2 separate regions of the Mus musculus genome follow, and region 2 is linked to region 1. Evidence: chromatin loops called from intact Hi-C (ENCODE). Cell type or tissue: left cerebral cortex. All regions are shown on one strand. Links, peaks and the distances in the headings refer to the core of each region. The heading gives the core; the rest is flanking DNA.

The links. Hi-C counts contacts between places; a loop is a spot of excess contacts. Peaks named below come from ENCODE experiments on the same cell type or tissue, not always from the same donor. Only the 100,000 strongest peaks of a DNase experiment are listed, where the experiment ranks them.
Region 2: a loop joins it to region 1, with 3 times the contacts of the local background. A loop is called at or near these places in 2 of 42 quality-filtered maps.

Annotation. Positions count from the first base shown.
Region 1 is chr10:3,739,492-3,743,884 of GRCm38, forward strand. Plekhg1 (pleckstrin homology domain containing, family G (with RhoGef domain) member 1) reads left to right here and starts at 886. Exons shown (of 17, transcript NM_001159942.1): 1 at 886-1,049. The region is part of intron 1 of Gm30164 (a long non-coding RNA gene); the gene reads right to left. In left cerebral cortex, for the core only: CTCF peaks have their summits at 899 and 1,839; DNase peaks (open chromatin) are centred at 859, 1,382 and 1,776; H3K4me3 peaks cover 1,987 bases; H3K27ac peaks cover 1,395 bases.
Region 2 is chr10:3,917,989-3,922,381 of GRCm38, forward strand. It overlaps Plekhg1 (pleckstrin homology domain containing, family G (with RhoGef domain) member 1), which reads left to right. Exons shown (of 17, transcript NM_001159942.1): 5 at 1,148-1,217. Among named protein-coding and RNA genes, the nearest start is that of Mthfd1l, 53 kb to the right of the region's middle. In left cerebral cortex, for the core only: no CTCF peak of the experiment used is centred there; a DNase peak (open chromatin) is centred at 2,644.

The DNA of each region.
Region 1 (4,393 bases), core at 288-4,287:
ACACCTGTTTGAAAGGTGCCAAGTGCTACCAAGAATGTCACCAAAAAGGCACCTGTGATAGAGGTCCTATTTTTTATTGTCCTACCTTATGGGTGCCTTTAAACATCTGGCTGTCGCAAAGGTCTCTGCCTCCTTTTCCACTTTTGCTTTCTCTAATCAAAGGTCATCCAGTATGTTCACTGGGGTGGTGGGGGTGCTGATGCCTGAACCCAGTAAGCACCCTTCTCCCATTTCCTAGTGTTGTGACATCATAAGCTACAGTGTGAAATTCGAGTTTGGATGCAAAGAAACGGTGTTGGATCCGATTTCAGAACACTCTGGGAAGTGGCCATGTCCAAGGCTTAGCTGTACCCCAACAGCCCAGAGAAGAGAAGAAAAAAGAAAGCGATGTGGCTGTTAACACAGTAGCAGGGAGTTTTTTTTTTTTTTTAAAGAAGAGAGAAGAGAGAAAAGAAAAACAAAAAGAAAAAGAGGGAAAGGAAAACGGAAAGAGAAGAAAAGGAGAAAAGAGAAGAAAAGGAAAGAGAAGAGAAGAGAAGAGAAGAGAAGAGAAGAGAAGAGAAAAAAGAAGAGAAGAGAAGAGAAGAGAAGAGAAGAGAAGAGAAGAGAAAAGAAAAGAAAAGAAAAGAAAAGAAAAGAAAAGAAAAGAAAAGAAAAAAGAAAAGAGACAAAAACTTTCCCCCCAGAGGCTGTAATTTGACTGCTGTCTTTGGCAAAGCTCCAGAGAGCAAGCTTAATCTCTTTCTGAGCTGCCTCCTCCTCTCTGCCTCTTTCCTCCCGCAGGGCCCCGTGGAGGCGGGCGGGGACCGCAACCCGCTGCAGCGGACCGAGGAGCGGGGCGGGGCGGGACACGCCGGGAGCAGAGTGGGAAAGAGGAAGTGGAGCCAGGCGAGCTGCAGGGCTCGGGGCCGCCGGAGCCGGCGCTGGAGCGCAGCGCACCGCGGAGCCAGCGCTCGGGAGCCGCCCCTCTCCCGTAAGCTCCGCCGAGACTATTCCAGGGACCAGACAAGGGAAGCCGGGGACCTCGGCCACGCGCCCCGAATCTGCAGGTGGGAAGAGCGGGATCGCAGTGCCTGGCCCTGGGCGGGGGGGGGGGGGGGGGGGGGGGGGGGGGGCGGGGCGGGGGGTGTCTCTGAGCGCTGCTCCTGGGAGGGGACTGATGGGGTCGTTGGCAGTCGACTGATGGGGTCGACTCAGGCAGGACCTGCTAGCCCGGCGCTCCCGCCCCTTGCTGCAGCCACCCGGGTTGCAGTTTGCAGCTCCGCGAAGTTTGCTCAAGCGCGCCGTGTGCCACCCGCGCCCCCAAGTCAAGCGGAACTATCCCCAAATAGGACAGTCTGGACAACACCCCAACAGCGGTGCGGGCGCGATGGCGGGGAGTGCTGTGTGCTCCAGCTAGGAGCAGTCCTGCGTGGGGCAGAAACTCGCGTGGGCGCCCCCAAATCAGCAAGTCAGCGCTTTATAGGAGTGACCCGGGAGTCTAGAAGCTGTGCCCCATCCGTCACCCGGACACACGGTAATACCTAGCTGGCTACGACTGTGTGGACTGTTGGCCAGAGGAAAAGGTTGTTGGGGGGCGGGCAGCAGGCCCCGGGGTGACTGCTAGAGCAGACCCCCTCTTTGTGTCCCCCATGGAGTCTCAGAGCTCTACAGTCCAGGACGCCCAGTGAGGAGAGGGTGGTTGGCTTCCTCAGTTTCACAATGTTCCTGAGAAACAATGATGTAGCTGATTGCTTGGATGTGTTGTATGAAGTTGGTATGTGTAAAGCTGACTGTGTGTGCAACCCTGGAATTTCATTAAGCTCTGGCGGCTCTTGGCGCTCTCTTTGTACCACCTTCAGGTGGCCAGAGCTTACTGCACCTATTTTGACAGCGATTTTATCTTCTCAGGAAACCCAGTCACCTCGGGAGGGTTGTTTTGGGGATTAGGGGCACTCTGGATACAAACTGAATACACATTGGATACAAAACCAGTAGGATGCCTTAAGTCTGGGTCAGATTTAACGTTTAATTGAATTCCAGGCTTAGATTGCGTTAAAACCTGTGGTCAGCCTGTTTGAATTCTCAGTTTCTGGAGTTCGCATACTTTCAAAGAATAGATGAGTTTTGGTTTTTGTTGTTGTTGTTAAACTGATGTTTTTTTTGTTTTTTTTTTTTGTTTTGTTTTGTTTTTAAAGTGTATCCAAGTCTATCGTGTCAGAGATCTAAAACCTCTCAACTTTAGCCTTACACTGTGTGGGACGTGAGGAAAAGCAATCCTGGTAGCTTGTACTTCCTCACTGTTAAAGCAGTGTATATGAACCACATAGTTTTAATTGGTTTTACCCCTTTCAGTCCAGGGTATTTATTTATTCTACAGTAGTTAACACTTCTATACAAAAGTGATGGGCTAGTGTTTGACCCTTTAACATCTTTGAGTCTGGCTTCCTGATTCCTGACTTAGCTTTTTGTCTCTTGGAATTGCACCCCGTCTAAGCCGTTAAAACCGACCAGGAAGAAACTTTCTTTTCCAGAGTTCACTGACCTCCCTGGCTTCCTCCGCAAGTGGGACCCCACCAGTAATCCTTGTGTGACCTTCCTTCCATTTCCCTTGCATGACAGATTCCCCCCAAAGCCTTTTGCAAAGGGATAAAACAGAGAGAGAACGGGAACAGCTGTTTGGTAGTCAAACTGGTGCCCAAATCTGCCTTTCTTTGATAAAATTTGTCTGCGCCTGTCCTTCCCCTGTGATTCCACTTTCCTCAATGCCTTTAGTATAGATGATTGTTAATATATATTAATATATTCTATATAACATAAATACTATAGTATATAAAATATAAATCTATACTATAATGTAAATATAATATAAAATACATGTAAATATATTGGTATATTGTATAAATATATTAAATACAAAAATATGTTATAATATATAATAACAAAATATGTGTAATATATTATATAATATATACATATATTCATTTATACATATATACCTTTTAAACTTTCCATGGGAGATTACAGCTATCATTCAAATGGGTTAAACAGTCACACTGTAACCCATAGAAATTGCCACTCTCATTTTTTCAAAACCAAAGACAACCAGTAGTATTTTACTCTGCTCACTTGTGGTTATGATTTCTTTTTGTGATTTAATTCAACTTTACTAATTTGTATTCTGACTTGAAAAAAAGATGGAAAAATAACTGAGTAGCTGCAGTCTTTGGAGCCTTTAGTAAACTAACAACAGTATCTGATCTATAGCCTGGGTGCTGCAATCCTCTTTGTGTGGCGCTTTCTTCTTTTTACTGCTGGTAGTAGGGTCTTTGAAACAATTGTCACCTTGTAATCCTGCTGCAGACATGATTAGATCTCCAGGCTCTTCAAACTTGGTTGGCTCTTGGATGATGTGGGCCAGCCTCTGAGTCTTGGAGATTTAGAGTGATTGGGAGCACACGTTCTAGGATTAGCCTTGAATTTGATGCTCCTGTCTGTGCCCCATGAGTTTGCAGACCGGGACCCTGCTAAGGCTCTGAGCTGACATGGATCATTTTATGACTAAGGAAAGTAACAATTATTTGCAAACAAGTAACCAAACAAACATTATTTGGCTTTTCTTATCTTTCCTTCTTCCTTCCCCTCCCCCCACCACTTCCTGCATCTATTTCAGAAAGAATGCCCCTAAACTTCAGAGCTGGGCTGAGGATTGAGTGGAGTAATCCATATTAAATGTTCCACACATGTGGTGTGCTTTGAGGATGAGACTTGCTGATAAGCTGACCCCTGGGGGGCGGGGATTTTGTTGGACCGGCTCCATTGGCAGAACTGTGATTGAACTCAGCTGTGACTGAGACCTGTCCTCTACTACTGCCTCAGAGTGATAGTTGTATAGGGACACATTTTCATAATTATAAACTATTTATTTGTTTCTTTGGGTTTTTTCCCCCTCAATTTTCTTAAGCAAGGTCTTTTTGTTTTGTTTTGTTTGTTTGTTTGTTTGTTTGTTTGTTTTTCGAGACAGGGTTTCTTTGTATAGCCCTGGCTGTCCTGGAACTCACTCTGTAGACCAGGCTGGCCTCAAACTCAGAAATCTGCCTGCTTCTGCCTCCCAAGTGCTGGAATTAAAGGCATGCACCACCACACCCGGCAAGCAAGATCTTATTATGGAGCCCAGACTGGCCTTGAACTCACAATTCTCCCACTTTAGCTGGCCTTACAAGTGAGTGTAACCACACCACTCTTTAAGGGAGAGAAATAATAATCTTTTGACATAAGAAAAATGTGATTTTAATGCAAAGCATTAGCATATTCAGGCACAGACAGAAAAACAAACAAACAAACAAACAAACAAACAAACCAAGACAACTTTTTTCTTTTTGACAGTCTCTCTGTGATGTGTAGCAGGCATCTG
Region 2 (4,393 bases), core at 178-4,177, 180 kb after region 1:
AAATGATTTTATTAATCTCATAACTAATAATATGAAAACAAATCATCAGCCCTGGGGGAGATGATTTTAAGTCCAGGGACACCACGGATCTACACGAAAGGGAAAGGAATCCTGGTTCCTGCTGAAGCTAAACTAGGAACGCCATTTCCATATTACGCTCGTTGTCAGACTGCAGAATAGGAACGCCATTTCTATGGTATTCCCCTTTGTCAGACTGCAGAATACAACTGGCTAAGAAGATTACAGGTGAGAGTTTCATCAAATGAAAGAAACAACAGCTAAAACTGGGAAAACGACAACCCAGCAGCAGCAGACTCGGAAACAGTGAATCCTTCTCAGCAGAGGCCATCAAGAATGTGAAGCACAAAGCAAGGAACTGCTTTATTCTAATTCCTGTAGAACTGTTTGTCTCTAAACTGTTACTAAATATATAGCACATAGCATCTAAAAATAACCACCTGACTGATATTAAACTACACATTATTATAATGTATAAGGAATGTGACTTGGTAATGAGTCACTTGGCCAATAATATCTAATAAGCAAGCAATTCCACATTCAGAGTTTTGTGTAACACTGGGAGATTAAATGGTTAAACAGATAGCCATACAATACAATGATCCTGCCACCAGAACTTAATGAGTTTCCATTTGAGCAGAGATAGCTCCTCTCTTGGTATATCTGTCCTTTGAACAGTCTTTCCTATGAGCACTTCCTCTGTTGATAATTTCATTAGTATGAGTTGAGCATCTTATTTTTCAAATGCATCAGTAATTCATTGAGACAGGCAACATAGCTCACTTTGCTTGTTGATGGGTGTGGGTGTGGGTGGGTGTATGTGCTGTGTGCCTTAGACTGCATGAGTACCTAAGCACTTCTTCGATGGATGGATGTGCGTGAACATTCTGACAACTGATGACAGATGTCCAGGATACCTATCTCTGGTAGCCTAAACTCTGTGTCTAAACTCCTGTTCCACCCATGACCTTGAAAACTCTTATCTAAGCCTTGGTCAGAGTGGCAGTAGACCTGTGACCCTATTGCCTAATTCCTTGTAAATGCCATTGGAAAGGTCAATTTTAAGTTCCATAAAATGTCCTAAAGATAACAGCCTAATACTTCCTCTCTATGTGTTTTGTTTTATTAGTGAACTTCTTCAAGATCTGGAAAACTGTGAAAACGATCCTGTGGCCATAGCAGAATGTTTTGTGTCCAAGGTAAGCAGAAAAATTCATCTTTTTAGGGCCAACCAAGGCAGACAGAGAGTGCAATTTATTTTCATTTTAAAGTTAGAATAAATGTTGTTCTACATTGAATTAAGCTAGCCAACAAATCATGCACTTTTTGTTTTTGTTTTCATAGGGGAGTGTGTGTGTTGTGTGTGTGCTCACACACACACACAACACACACACTGTTATAGGAGAGAGAGAGAGAGAGATTAGCTCTAGTATACCCAGATTGTGTATAGTGATTGGGTAATGTTATTTATCTTTTTTTGGAAAGATTTAAAGTTTGAGAGGAGAGAATCCAGAGTAGAGAATGTAAAAAAAAAAAAAAAAAGATCCATATAACATACCTCTAAATCCATTCAAACACACACACACAAAAGAAACTACATGTTTTGTGTGTGATATGTGTGGTACCAGTATCACTGCTGTTACCCTTCAAGGAGTAAAGAGCAGTAAGGCCAACTTCCTGCAGCTTAAAAATGCCCTGAATTTCCTATACTTTCCTTATCTGTCATTGGTGGCTTTTAAAAAAGTACAAGACATGAGCTTGGCATGAAGCAAGTTCATGCTCTGAACTTGGAAGTCTGACACTCTGCAATATACTGGGCAGCCCATAAGATGCTGCCTGGTGTACGCACACAACCTCCTGTCTCATTCAAGTTTTCCTTCGGAGCTCTGGAAAAGCTTGAGCTAGAGGAACTCATCTTGCAGAAGAACCTCATGTGATTTCTGAGGATGTATGAAGGCCTGAAGTGGACCAGGTTGAGGCAGAGTTCATAGCAATGCTTTGGAACCTACTATCAATTGGCGCCTCATTTAGAGCCCTGAAGGCCAAGGTGAACTAAGATGTGGCTCCATAGGGTTAGTTCTGATGGCTGCAGACCCATCCACGTGGCTGGGAAGTCAAACCTAATAGCTCCTTAGGTTTGATGGAAATCACTAAAAGCTAATCGGCAGGTCTGTGTATAACTCCTCCTGTCTTTACAGCGTTGTGTGCGTTCCCATTTAAGACATCGGTGCAGACATGATTCACTGCTGCCGTCTTTGTAATGGATTCTTTTATAGGGAGGAATTTTTAGAAGACAAAGAAAACAAAAACAGGAAAAATGGTGTAAAAACAAAGAGATAGGCTGAGCCTTTCAAGGAAGGTATGTTAAAATAACTACTGTACATGCGCAACACTGACATTTCAGAAAACTTTCAGCTTTTACTACTAACTGCAATCACAGGCTGATTAAAGAGTCTCCAGTGTTCACTTAACTCTGGCTTAATTATTCACATAAATGTTTGTTTATGTGCCTCCCTGCCAACTCTCAAATCTCATTTTTCATTGTAATATTGCCAAGCTTAATTAGAAGACCGACTTCAGTACTCGGCACTTTCACATGGGAGCCAGAGTCGGGAGGGAGTGCCAGCCTCTGCACTGCCCGCCTCTCACTCAGCACCCTGACATTTACACGAGGTTATGTTTTGCTGAACCGCCACCAGCTGCTCTGCTTTGAGAGGAATGGAAAATTGCTTTAATTGCGATGTCATTAGCAGAAGACATAGAGCTGGCAGTCGATTTTTGCTCTTATCTGAATCACTGGGGCTCCCACACTGAGAGTCATCTTTGACCTGGGTTACTTTTGTAGTACGTGTAGGCTAAGGAAGTCCCTAACCAGAGAAAGAAAACAGTTTCGTCTTCCTGACTGCTTCCGGATGGCTTGAGGAACAGAGCGAAGCCTCCACTACTGGGCCTGATGCCCCACGTATACTGATCTATAATCAGGGTTCTGGACGCATCTTGAAAGGCCTGAGTCTGTCCTCGGATTGCCTCTTAGCCACCATCATGCTCATCCCTCATTGGACCGTCACTAGAGCTTACTCTGGGCAACGTGCAGGAGAGACTGAATGATTTCCCCTTAGCCTCTTCTCCCTCAGTGCCCCGTCGCCTCCCCTGAGGGCTTGCTTCCCTTCCTTCATAGCTGAGGAGAATGAACACATATACACAGAAAGATGCGGCAAACACTCGCTACATATAAATACGTGTATGTACACAGAGAACACACGCACGCCACATATTGGAATTATCATCAAGAAGTCACTAGTGTTGAAAACGTATGTCAAGTGACTGGCCCCATGTGCTACATATGTAGTGAGTCCAGGAAAACATCTTTGAAGTCAAAGACTATAAGGGAGAGGGAGATTTGTGGCAGAAAAGCACTGAAATCCCACAGACTTCTTTTCCCTGTCACCCATTCAGCCGCCATTAGGTGTCCTGTGTGCTCTGATTGGCAGTGCTGTATCTTATAGCTTGGGTTTTTGCATAATTCCCTCATTTCTGCATCCTCTCTAATTAGAATCTGAAAAAGCTGAATAACTAGAAAGCTGTACCTGCTTTTTCTAATTTGTATAATATATTCCTATAACTGCATCTTTAAAAGGATTTGGACTAGCATCATACAATGACTAATGACATTTAAGCATTAACAGGCCTAGGGGCTATTGGGTTGTTGTTGCTGCTGTAATAAAACCATTGCTTGCGAGGTGTGCTGATCCTGGAACATCTAAGGTCAAATCTGCATTTAATCCTCTATTAAGGATATGCTAGTGATGGAGAAATCTCTAGAACAGGAACAGGATCAACTGTGACAAAATTGGGTCTAGTATATATGTAGTAGGAGGCGGCCTGCGGGCTACACGAACCGGGTATTCCTGGAAGGCAGGCTGGGGCTGAAAGAGGGAGAGACTGGACATCAAGAAAAGAATGAAGCCAAGACAAATTTTTTCTGATCAAGTCCCGCGAGTTTATTAAGAGACTGTGCTTATAAGGGGGAAGGCCCACCCTCCAACACCCCCCCACCACCAGTCCATCCTTGGTGCTTTGTCGCCATGCTGTCAGCACTTGGTCAATTCTCACTTCAAAAGAAGCCAGCCAAGTGGGAAAGCTGCACCACAGGTGGCCCCACCTCAGTGGCAACAAGGTCTGCATCAGCCCACTTCAGGCTGTATATATAGGTTGACTATATGACTATATGAAATGTATCTTCATGAAGGCCATTTTTTTTTTCAATGTGGCATGTCCTGTGATCCTAAATGTCTCCGTGTGTGAGGAAAGGTAGCTGGATATTCTTCTATCCCAGAGTGAGAAAAGACCAGACACTCTGAGTTACTGAGGACTG